Regions from separate parts of the Homo sapiens genome. Here region 2 is linked to region 1. Evidence: read pairs that join two places in POLR2A ChIA-PET (ENCODE). Cell type or tissue: CD4-positive, alpha-beta T cell. All regions are shown on one strand. Links, peaks and the distances in the headings refer to the core of each region. The heading gives the core; the rest is flanking DNA.

What was found. Peaks named below come from ENCODE experiments on the same cell type or tissue, not always from the same donor. Only the 100,000 strongest peaks of a DNase experiment are listed, where the experiment ranks them.
Region 2: POLR2A ChIA-PET joins it to region 1 with 5 read pairs; 7 of 35 experiments call an interaction of 5 or more read pairs at or near these places.

Annotation. Positions count from the first base shown.
Region 1 is chr17:66,508,595-66,513,971 of GRCh38, forward strand. The region is part of intron 3 of PRKCA (protein kinase C alpha); the gene reads left to right. Among named protein-coding and RNA genes, the nearest start is that of PRKCA-AS1, 94 kb to the left of the region's middle. In CD4-positive, alpha-beta T cell, for the core only: no CTCF peak of the experiment used is centred there; no DNase peak of the experiment used is centred there.
Region 2 is chr17:66,457,678-66,463,054 of GRCh38, forward strand. The region is part of intron 2 of PRKCA (protein kinase C alpha); the gene reads left to right. Among named protein-coding and RNA genes, the nearest start is that of PRKCA-AS1, 44 kb to the left of the region's middle. RefSeq lists a silencer at 5,374-5,377. In CD4-positive, alpha-beta T cell, for the core only: no CTCF peak of the experiment used is centred there; a DNase peak (open chromatin) is centred at 2,274.

The DNA.
Region 1 (5,377 bases), core at 57-5,056:
GTCCTCTGCACACAGGATCCCAAGCCAGAAGTCTCAGGATTTTCTTGGTTGTCTCCATCTTTTTTTTGTTTCACGCACCTAATAGGTTTCCAAGTGCTACGAGTTCTGCTTTCAACTCTCTTTCCTCTCCATCTCCATAGCCACTGTCTTTGTGAAGGCCTTGTTGTGTGCTGTGAGTTGGTCTTACTGACTCTGGACTGTTTCTCCTCTATGAACTGTCTTTCATATTGCCACCCCGTGGTACTCCAGTTGTTGTTGTTTTTGTTTTTTAATGTGATTATGCACTCTCTTGCTTATCATCTTCCAAGGTTGGTACAGAGTCACTCACAGCGGCCTCACTGGCTGTTAGCTGTGGCTGCTGGCCAGGGAGTCCTAAGGTCTGCCCCACATTAGCTTGGGAGGGTAGTGCAGGTTTTTTACAAGGGAGTGGCAGTTTTCCAAGAAGGAACACCTCAGTGTACACACACTTAATAGGCTTCCCCTGGCGCTGTGTTTCCCAGTGTTTCATTGGCCAAAGCCCAGAGTCACTGTGAAGGTTTATGAATCAGGGTTCTCCAGAGAAAAGGAACGTGTGTGTGTGTGTATGTGTGTGTGTGTGTGTGTGTGTGTGTGTGTAAAGAGATTTAATATAAGATGTTGACTCAATGCAATTATGGAGGCCGGCAAGTCCCAAGATTTGCAGGGTGAGCTGGCAAGTTGGAGACCCAGGAGAGCCAATGGGATAGCACCAGTCTGATTCTGAAGGTCTGGGAGCCAGGAGAGCTGATGATGTAAGTTCCAGTCCAAGCTCAAAGGCAGGCAAGCTTAAGACATCAGCTCTGAAGTAAGAGCTGATGTTTTAGATTGAGTCCAAGAGCAAGAAAAAGCTGGTGACCAAATCTCAAGGCCTTCAGGCAAGAAGAATCCTCTCTTACTTGGAGGGAGAGGCAGTCTTTTTGTTCCATTCAGGCCTTCAACAGATTGGATGAGATCCACCTGCACTAGGAAGGACAGTCTGCTTTGCTCAACCTCCCGATCTAAATGTTAGTATCATACAAAAACACCATTGTGTAAACACCCAGAATAACGTATGACCAAATGTCTGGGCACCTGGGGCCCAGTCAAGTCGGCACATAAAATTAACTATCACAGAAGGGTGTGGAACCTGGGGGTATGAGTCACTGGGGCCGTTAGTGTAACCATTTGCCACAGGCAGACTTGTTTGGGTTATAATTCTTTCCTGTAAATCTTATTCATCTCTGTATCCCCAATGCCTAGTATGATCTCTGACTTATAGTAGGTGATCATTAATGTTTGTTGAAAGAGCGAATGAATGGAAAAAAAAAATGAAGTCTTTGATTCCCTAAAGAAAATGAAAATAATTTCATAGACTTGAGTCAAGCTTGTCCAACCCACCTTATTTTGTTGTCGTGGTGGTTCTGTTTTGTTTTGTTTGAGACTTTTGGCAACCTGAAGCCATGTTTTTTAGTTTCTATCTCTAGTGATAAGCAGAAAAGAGGGATGAGGAAGGGGCTTTACTGGCCCAACAAGAAACAGAAACTAAGAACCCATGACTGTATTCTCTCCCTTGGACACTCCTAGGAGTGGAATATCTGTGAAATGTTTCCTGCGATTCTCTCAGAATCAATACCAGCCACTTCCTGATTACAAGTTACCATCTTTAGAAAGAGAATTTTGTTTTCGGGGGGAAAAGGTTTTTTGTGTTGAGGGACTCTTCAGTGCTTGAAGTTTAAGCCTAACGAAATTATGCAAGATGCCCACTGAACTGTGCCTGCTGTGTGACCAGAATCTCTTAACCTCATGAGCATTTTTTGGTTAAATGTTGGTAGGAAAAACTGCTTATTGAAAGGCAAAACTTGTTTTGTCACCTGCGTATTTTAGGGTGATCATCCTTGAAGTGATGGCTTATCATGTAGAGAGGTTTGTAACCAATTGCAATTCAAAAGGGAGAAATGGAGAGAGCTAACAGCTTAAGGAATCAATAGCCTTTGATTTCTTTCCCATTTGATCACTGCCTTTCTGGGTATATTCCTGACTTTACATAGCCTGCCTTTGCCAGGACAGAGACTGTCTTCAGAAATCTTAGAGTTTACTATTCTTGTTCATGAGAAATTGTTATGAGATTGCTGTAGGAAAGTATGTATTTTACTAATTTTATTATTTTTTTTTGAGATGGGGTCTCACTCTGTCGCCCAAGCTGGAGTGCAGTGGCCCAATCATGGCTCACTGCAACATCAACCTCCCTGGGCTCAGGTAATTCTCCTACCTCAGCTTCCCTAGTAGCTGGGACTACAGGCGTGCACCACCATGCCCGGCTAATTTTCGTGTTTTTTGTAGAGACGGGATTTTGCCTTGTTGCCCAGGCTGGTCTCGAACTCCGGTACTCCGGTGATCTGCCCACCCCTGCTCCCCAAATAACGTATTTTAAAACATACAGATTATAACTGCTTTACAATAGGTGAGGCATTTTTTTTCGTGTCATAAAACATGCCTGTGATGAATGCCTTTAGGAAAGCAGTACGCCTATTGCTAGCTTTCTGCACTTCCAAGTCCCAAGCCTATTCCTCCTCATCCCTTTTTCAAGGCAGGAAGCTTTGTAGAATGAGCATGGGATATCAGTGTTTAAAACATAAGAATTTCATACTCGAAAATGATCTTCTCTGTGGAGGTGGGTGATTTTAGGTTTCTAGATATTAAGCTTGTATTATGACTCATTTGTTCTTAAACAGGTTGTTCTCCAGTTACTAAAATTAATCACAAAAGACCAAGGAAGCTTGAAAAAGAAGGGGAGTTCATACAGCAGGTCTTAAAATTAGAAAGGCAGGGCTGCTCTCTTTTGCATTTGCTCAGTTTGAATGATGCACCAGGATTTAGGTAATTCATCGTAATCGTTGTTTTTTCCCCATTAAGAATTGGTAACTGGGAATAACTTAATGTGTAAAACTAGACGGGGAAGAAAAATGGTAGGCTGAATATTTAAGAAGGAATCACATTCCTAGGTATTAAAGGGGCTTGGGCTTGCGGATTTGCTGCTCGCTGTCAGTTTGGACACGTGTGCTCAAATCAGGTCATTCTCTCATATAGTGAACTTTTTTTTTTTTTTTGAGATGGAGTCTCGCTCTGTCACCCAGGCTGGAGTGCAGTGGTGTGATCTTGGCTCACTGCAACCTCTGCCTCCCAGGCTCAAGAAATTCTCCTGCCTCAGCCTCCTGAGTAGCTGGGATTACAGGTGCACACCACCACACTCGGCTTATTTTTGTATTTTTAGTGGAGACAGGGTTTCACCATATTGGCCAGGGTGGTCTTGAACTCCTGATCTCGGGTGTTCTACCCCCCTCAGCCTTCCAAAGTGCTGGGATTACAGGCATGAGCTACTGTACCCAGCTGTCAGATAGTGAACTTCTGTCCATCCGGCAGCCAGACAATGAGAGAGTCCAGCACAGTAGCGCCTCTGAAGAAATACACTGCTTGCCAAATAGCTTCCTAGCTTGGCTCCTGGTTTCCATTCCCATCCCCTACAGTTTACCCTCCACAGTAGCTAGTCTGATGTTTTGCAAGTGTTAATATCAGGCAGATCAAATCATTGTGTCACTCCATCTGAACCCTTCAGTGCCCTCCTCTTAACCACTGGAATAAAAAATATGTATACCCAGCCTGGCCAACATGGTGAAACCCCGTCTCTACTAAAAATATAAAAATTAACTGGGCTTGTTGGCAGCCACCTGTAATCTCAGCTACTCAGGTGGCTGAGGCAGGAGAATTGCTTGAACCTGGGAGGCGGATGTTGCAGTGAGCCAAGATCACACCACTGCACTCAGCCTTGATGACAGAGTGAGACCCTGTCTCCAACAACAACAAAAAAAGTGTGTGTGTGTGTGTGTGTGTGTGTGTGTGTGTATTTCTTTCTTTCCCTTGGTCCACAAGGCCCATCATGATTGTGATCTGGCTCCTGCACACCTCACTGACCAGAACATCCCAAGCTCATTGGCACCCCAGGGCTGCTGCCCTGGGCGGTTCCTCTTTGTAGAACTAATCTTCATGATGCTCATTCGTACGATTTCAGACTCCGCTGAAATACTGCCTCCTTCGAGAGCCTTTTTAGATCATACCCCCCTTGTTATTATTATTTTTGAGCTGGCCCAGGCTGGAGTGCAGTGTCATGAACTTGGCTCACTGCAACTTCCACCTCCCAGGTTCGAGCAATTCTCCTGCCTCAGCCTCTTGAGTGGCTGGGATTATAGGCGTGCACCACCATGCCCGGCTAATTTTTGTATTTTTAGTACAGACAGGGTTTCACCATGTTGGCCAGGCTGATCTAGAACTCCTGGCCTCAGTTGACCTGCCTGCCTCTGCCTCCCAAAGTTCTGGGATTGCAGGCGTGAGCCGCCGCACCTGGTCCCCCTCATTATTTTCTATTACTTTATGCACTTCAAACCCCCTGTCATCATCTAAAACCATACAATTTATTTGTTACTTGATTATTGGGTATCTTTCCACCAACTTGAAAGCACCGTGAGAGCAGGATGTTATCTTACTCTTCTGTTTAACCTAAAATGGTGCCTGATGTGTGGTAGGTGCTCAGTGAATATTTGTTGGCTGGATGAGTGAATGCATTTTAGTTGCACAAGGGAGATGAAAGATCTTATAGGGTTTTTTGTTTCCTTCTAACAATAAAACTAAAGGGAAATGTCCTAAGATCAATAGAGACTTTTTCCTTTCTATGACTGTGATGCCATGCCAGTGAAGCCTGAGACCTGCCGTGTGATCGGACATCTTCCAAATAAAAGGTGTGTTCTTCTTAATCTTAATGTTTAGAATATGCAGCCTATAAAATTAATTTTAAAATAAAATGCATACAGTCAATCTTATTTAACTAGAATACTTAACCACTTGATTCTGAATGTTGCCCATTCTGGATAAGTGAAGTAGATGTTGAATTTAAAACCTTGAGAATAATTTGTATCTAATAGGATCCTAACCTTGAATATTATGGCTGCATATCGACTTGGGATCAGTGTCCTCTCTTAGATTGTCCTCTGCAGTCATTAATTTTTTTCTGCTAATATTCTTGGTGAGCAGTAGGGTGTTGTTAAGTAAATTGATGCATCAGTGTGATAAAATACATGCAGCCATTAAGAATGATGCTTATAAAGACATAGAAAAATGCTTATATGATGCTAGGTGCAAAAGCTTAATATAAAGTTATTGCCATGATTGTCACTACAGCAGAGTTAGTGTAGGGGAACAGGAAGTAGAAGGGAACCTAAAAGATGGAAATCATTTAATTGATTTTTAAGGTGATTTGACATAGGGAGATTTTCTTTTTGGATTTAATCTTGTTAGAACAATACAATTTTCAACAGTTATAAAATTCTGT
Region 2 (5,377 bases), core at 177-5,176, 51 kb before region 1:
GGGGCCTTTCCCACCCTTTGCTCTGCACTTCTCCTTGCTGCCAGCATGTGAAGAAGGACATGTTTGCTTCTCCTTCCATCATGATTGTAAGTTTCCTGAGGCCTCCTCAGCCCTGCGGAACTGTGAGTCAATTAAACCTCTTCTTTTATAAATGACCCAGTCTTAGGTATGTCTTTTTTAGCAGCATGAGAACGGACTACTACAGCCATGATCACTAGCTGAGTGTGCTGCTGGGGTCACCTGCTGTACTCCTGCAGACCTCAATCTTTACAGAGTAGAAAAATGAAGCCTGATATCCTCATGGGCTCTTTTTGTATATCAGAATCTCCGTCATCTCCCACCCACCAAATTGGTTTGGAGCAAGCAACCTGACATAAGGAGTATGACCTTCACAAAGTCATGTTGTGTAAGTAGCAGTTTCCCAAACTAGGCAGTGTAAGTGAGAGCTCTAAACCACTTAGTGGATGAGGGTATACTGATTTTAATTTTTAAAAGTTGAGTTATTATTGGAACATGAAAGAAAGCCTATTTCGCAGAATCAGCCAGTGAGGCATTCCTTCTTTTGTCAGGATCTTGTAGTTGCTATGTCAATTAATCTGCTTTCTATTTAGGCCATTGAAATAAAGTTATATCTAAAACCTTGAAGTAAGGTACAAAAAGTCTACAGCTTCCTGGAACACAGCCTAGACGCTGGAGTTAAACAAAAATGGACACAGGGGTCTTAAGACCCCCCAGTAGAATATGCAACACTGCTAGGGTGCCTTGAAGATCCTTTCAGGTTTGTCTTCTTTTTTATCTCTTTATTTTCCTTTTTTTTTTTGAGACGGGGTTTCTATTCTGTCGCCCAGGCTGGAGTGTAGTGGTGCACTCTCAGCTCACTACAACCTCCACTTCCTGGGCTCAAGCAATCCTCTTGCTTCAGCCTCCCAAGTAGCTGAGACTACAGGCATGCACCACCACGCCCAGCTAATTTTTGTATTTTTAGTAGAGGTGGGGTTTCACCATGTTGGCCAGGTTGGTCTCAAACTCCTGAGCTCAGGTGGTCCGCCCACCTCAGCCTCCTAAACTGCTGGGATTACAGGCGTGAGCCACCGTGCCCTGCCCCTTTCAGAATCTTCTGAGAATTGTCTTACTGTAATATTCCTTACACATTTGGTTACCGACCTTCCCAGTACGTCATTGGAGAAAGCAAAGGCAAAAGGGGGAAGGAGAGAAGTAACATTTGTTAAATGCTAACTGTGTGCCAACCACTTGACATGGTGCATGTTATCCCCATTTTACAGATGGGAACGTAGAGGCTGAGGGAGGTAAAGTAACTTGATTAAGTTTACCCTGCTATGAAGTAATGGAGTTGGGATTTGAACCACTAAGGAACACACTCAGGTATTGTTAAGTAAAAAAAAAAGGGATAATGATTGAGCACACTGGCTTACGCCTGTAATCCTAACACTTTGGGAGATTGAGGTGGGTGGATTGCTTCAGCCCAGGAGTTCAAGTCCAGCCTGGGCCATCTGGCAAATCCCTGTCTCAAAAAAAAAAAAAAAAATACAAAAATTAGCTGGAGGTGGTGGTACACACCTGTAGTCCCAGCTACTCAGGAGGCTGAGGCAGGAGGATCAATTGAGCCTGGGAAGTTGAGGCTGCACGGAGCCATGATCATGTTATTGCACTCCAGCCTGGATGACGGAACTACGATAACAACAACAAAACAAAACACATGATGAATACGCACTGAAAGATCAAATTAGATTCTCTACCTCCGTTGAAGAAGGTAAAAAAGTATATAGTAGAATCCCTCAGAAATATGAATGGTTAGAATTATTTTTAAAGTTTTGTAAATGTGGGGCAAATTTCTATTTTCTGGAAAATTCTTCTGGTGGAACACCTTGCTCTCTAAAAGTGCCAGATAAATGAGATTCCGCTTGATTTGAGAGCTAAGTTCTATGTCCAGTTCTTCCTTGCTGTTATTAAGCAGCAAAGAGAGACCCATGGTTGCACACTGGGAGGCTTTTCTCTTTATCGTTACTGTGTTTATAGACCCGACTCCATCGGGGGTGCTTTTAAGTAAGTAATTATTTTGGGGCATTGTTGCTCTTTTTCGTTCAGTGCGTAAGTATCACTCTCTACTGCTTTCTGATCTTTTTACTTTTATTTTTATTTTTATTTTTTAGTACTTCCAAGTGAGAAGGGATGTGGCCTCCCAGCTGGTGTTTGTCAGGGTTACATGGTACATGTGCAGGAAGGGCCACATCAGCAGGCCTTGAGTAATCCATCCGCAGTCTCGAAGGATGAATCATTCATGAAAGCAGTTTTCCATCCCGCTCACTGGATGCAAGCCTTTCTTGCAAAGTTGATTTCTTTTGCAAAATTAACCTTTGCTTTCTGCTCCTTGCCCACACAGCTTTTGAAATAGGAAGCCCACAGAGTTGTGTTGTTTTTTTCTAAGTAAGTCTAACGGACTGGGCATTTGTAACTTCAATTATTACGCAAGGTATTGAATTCCGCCTATGAAATCTATGAAGGTCATTGCCCGTGGACTTAGAAGTGCCTAGCAGAGTTGAATGGTATGTGGGCTGTGTGTGTATGATCCATATGGCTGAAGTCGTGGTTCTTACTATTACTATATGATTATGTATATTTTAAAAATAGCTCCTTCAGATTTTAACTAGTTTTAAAACTCAAAGTATGTGAAAGGGTTTGCATTTGATAGAGGGGGGAAAAGGCATACTTAATATCCAGGGTTGATAAGCGAAGGCGTGCCACCTCCTGTAAGTCCACCCCTTTCATCCTTTACCCCCATTTCTCACACTACTTTTTTGGTGTTTTGTGCGTTTTTATTTTTTCCGAATTGCAGCAGTGCAGACAGGGAGAAGAACTAAAATCACTCTATAGCTGGCCTCTGCTGCTCATTACGTTTTAGTGGGATAAAACCTTGTCTTGCCCTCCTAGTTGGAGAACCAGCTGAATTGCACCTTTGAATGTTGCTGGGTTTTGTGCCAACCTGCCAGCTGATGGGGCAGACCAGCAGCTTAGTGTCTCCTTTGCTGTGGAAGCAGAACTGCGTCCCCATTATTTGACAGGCAGGAAACGGTAAGGCTAGCAAAGCGGGGACTGAAGACTTCAGGTGTCCCAGCTCCTACCCCAGAGGTTGGTCGCAGACACAGGTTTATAAAACATCAGTATGTGGAGCCACCTTCTCTGAGGTTGTCTTGTTGTGTCTGTTTCTTCCTTAGAAAAGCACATCCCAGATGGGCATGATGGCTCACGCCTGTAATCCCAGCACTTTGGGAGGTTGAGGCGGGTGGATCATTTGAGCCCAGGAGTTGGAGACCAGCCTGGGCGACAAGGCAAAACCCCATCTCTACAAAAAATACAAAGATTAGCCGGGTGTGATAGTACACGCCTGTAGTTCCAGCTACTCAGGGGAATGAGGCAGGAGAATTGCTTGAGCCCAGGAATTCGAGGCTGCGGTACGCTATGTTCACGTCACTGCACTCCAGGCTGGGTGAAAAAATGAGACCCCATCTCAAAAAAAAAAAAAAAAAAGAAAAGAAAATCACATCCCAATCCTAATACTTTTAAAAGTTCATGTGCCAAATTTAATATTCAAGTTGCTAACATGTTATCTGTATGTAAAAAAACCTGTTCTTCTAACCAGACTTCTTCCAGACTTGTTTTGATCAGTCTCAACCAGCATATGTCATTGGCACATTTAAGCACAGGTATGTAATTTTTAGCAATAGTGAGATGTTCTATAGTGGAGTGCCCGTGTCACCTGAGTTGTGGTGAACAGTTTCAAATATCCTTCATTTTCCAGTATTCAAAAATGAGGAAATGACCTCAGATTTCAGTGCTATGATAATTCCCCTAGTTATCTCCTAATTCTGTGCTTATTTTGTGTTGCAGCAAGTGAAGCTCAGAGAGCTCGCGTGCTAGGTAGGCACTAAGTGGTAAAAATGATGTAACATTTTCTGGGGAAATGTATCCAAAGATCAATTTGTAATAGAAAAACAGTATTCACTGGGCACTTAGGTTTATATTATGATAGCAGATACTTGAGAACCTTCTTGGCATAGAGGCATTCTGTGGGTTTCATGGTGGCCCATGAGTTAATTGGCAGCTGGAGTGTGAAGTAATTGAAATAATTGACCCCTGAGATAATGGGTGTATAGGCACTGGGGTTCCTAACTATCGAGGAGGAGACTGGGGTTCCTAACTACCGAGGAGGAGACTGGGGTTCCTAACTACCGAGGAGGAGACTGGGGTTCCTAACTACCGAGCATGCTTCTATGGGATGTCATTGAGGTGTTTCCTGTTTCCGTGAACAGTGTCTAGTTTTTTCTTTTTTGACCCTCTATTTTCATCACTTCTAAGATGAGACCTTGGTTGTGGGCAGAGGGTGTGTGATATATTCTTTTAAACGTCGGGTCTGCTTCCCTCTGTTTGAACTCAAGTTGGACAGACAAATCCCTTCATGGATGGAAGCTGGCTGGTGCTCTGCGGTTTCTGAGATCAGTGCACAAGGCCAAACCCAGTTTGTCAATAACAGCTTCTTCCTCATTGTTTTATGTTTCTAATGAAACAGCTCCTATTTTGTAGTACACAAAGGGGAAATGTGAGGCTGGAAAGCAACATAGGATTCTTCATTCCAGACAGCAGCCAGTGGGCCCGCTCATGAAAAGTTGATGGTTGTGCTTAATGAGAGAAGAAAAAAGGCATCTAATAGCTAAAGTTTGCCTTAACATAATAATTACTTCCCATGTAGCAGTTCCATTTTTCTAATACTTGAATGTCTTATTGTATAAGAAAGCAAGGTACTTATTTATTTTTACAACCTTACATCTAGTTTCTGTGAACGTTTTCATTGTATAAATTTGTTTCTTTCTCAAAATAGATAAAAGACACCAACCATCTTTTTTAATCTACTGAAGCACATGAATAGTGCTTATGTCCATTTTAGGATACTTTTTTGTAAGCCATGATATAGGTCTTCCCCACCAATGGTGGCAGCTTCTTTAGAGGCAATTTACAAAAACACGAACACCCCTACCTCCCACCTATGGTTTTTGCTTTCTATAAAAATGTTGAATATGTCATAGCTAAGAGGAATGAAATGTCCTCCTGCAGAGAATAAGAATCTCTTATTAAAAGTAGCCCAGAAGTTTACTGTTGGTGCTTAGAAAATAATTGAAGGATGTGGAAGAAGAATTACAAAGACATGCACACACATGCACGTGCACACATGCAAACACACACACACACACACACACACACACACACACACACACATTTATGAGTCACTGACTGGCAATCATAATAAATTATTTCCCCAGAATCAATTGTAAGCCTGCAGACTCCAGAGAGGTTGGCTTACCCG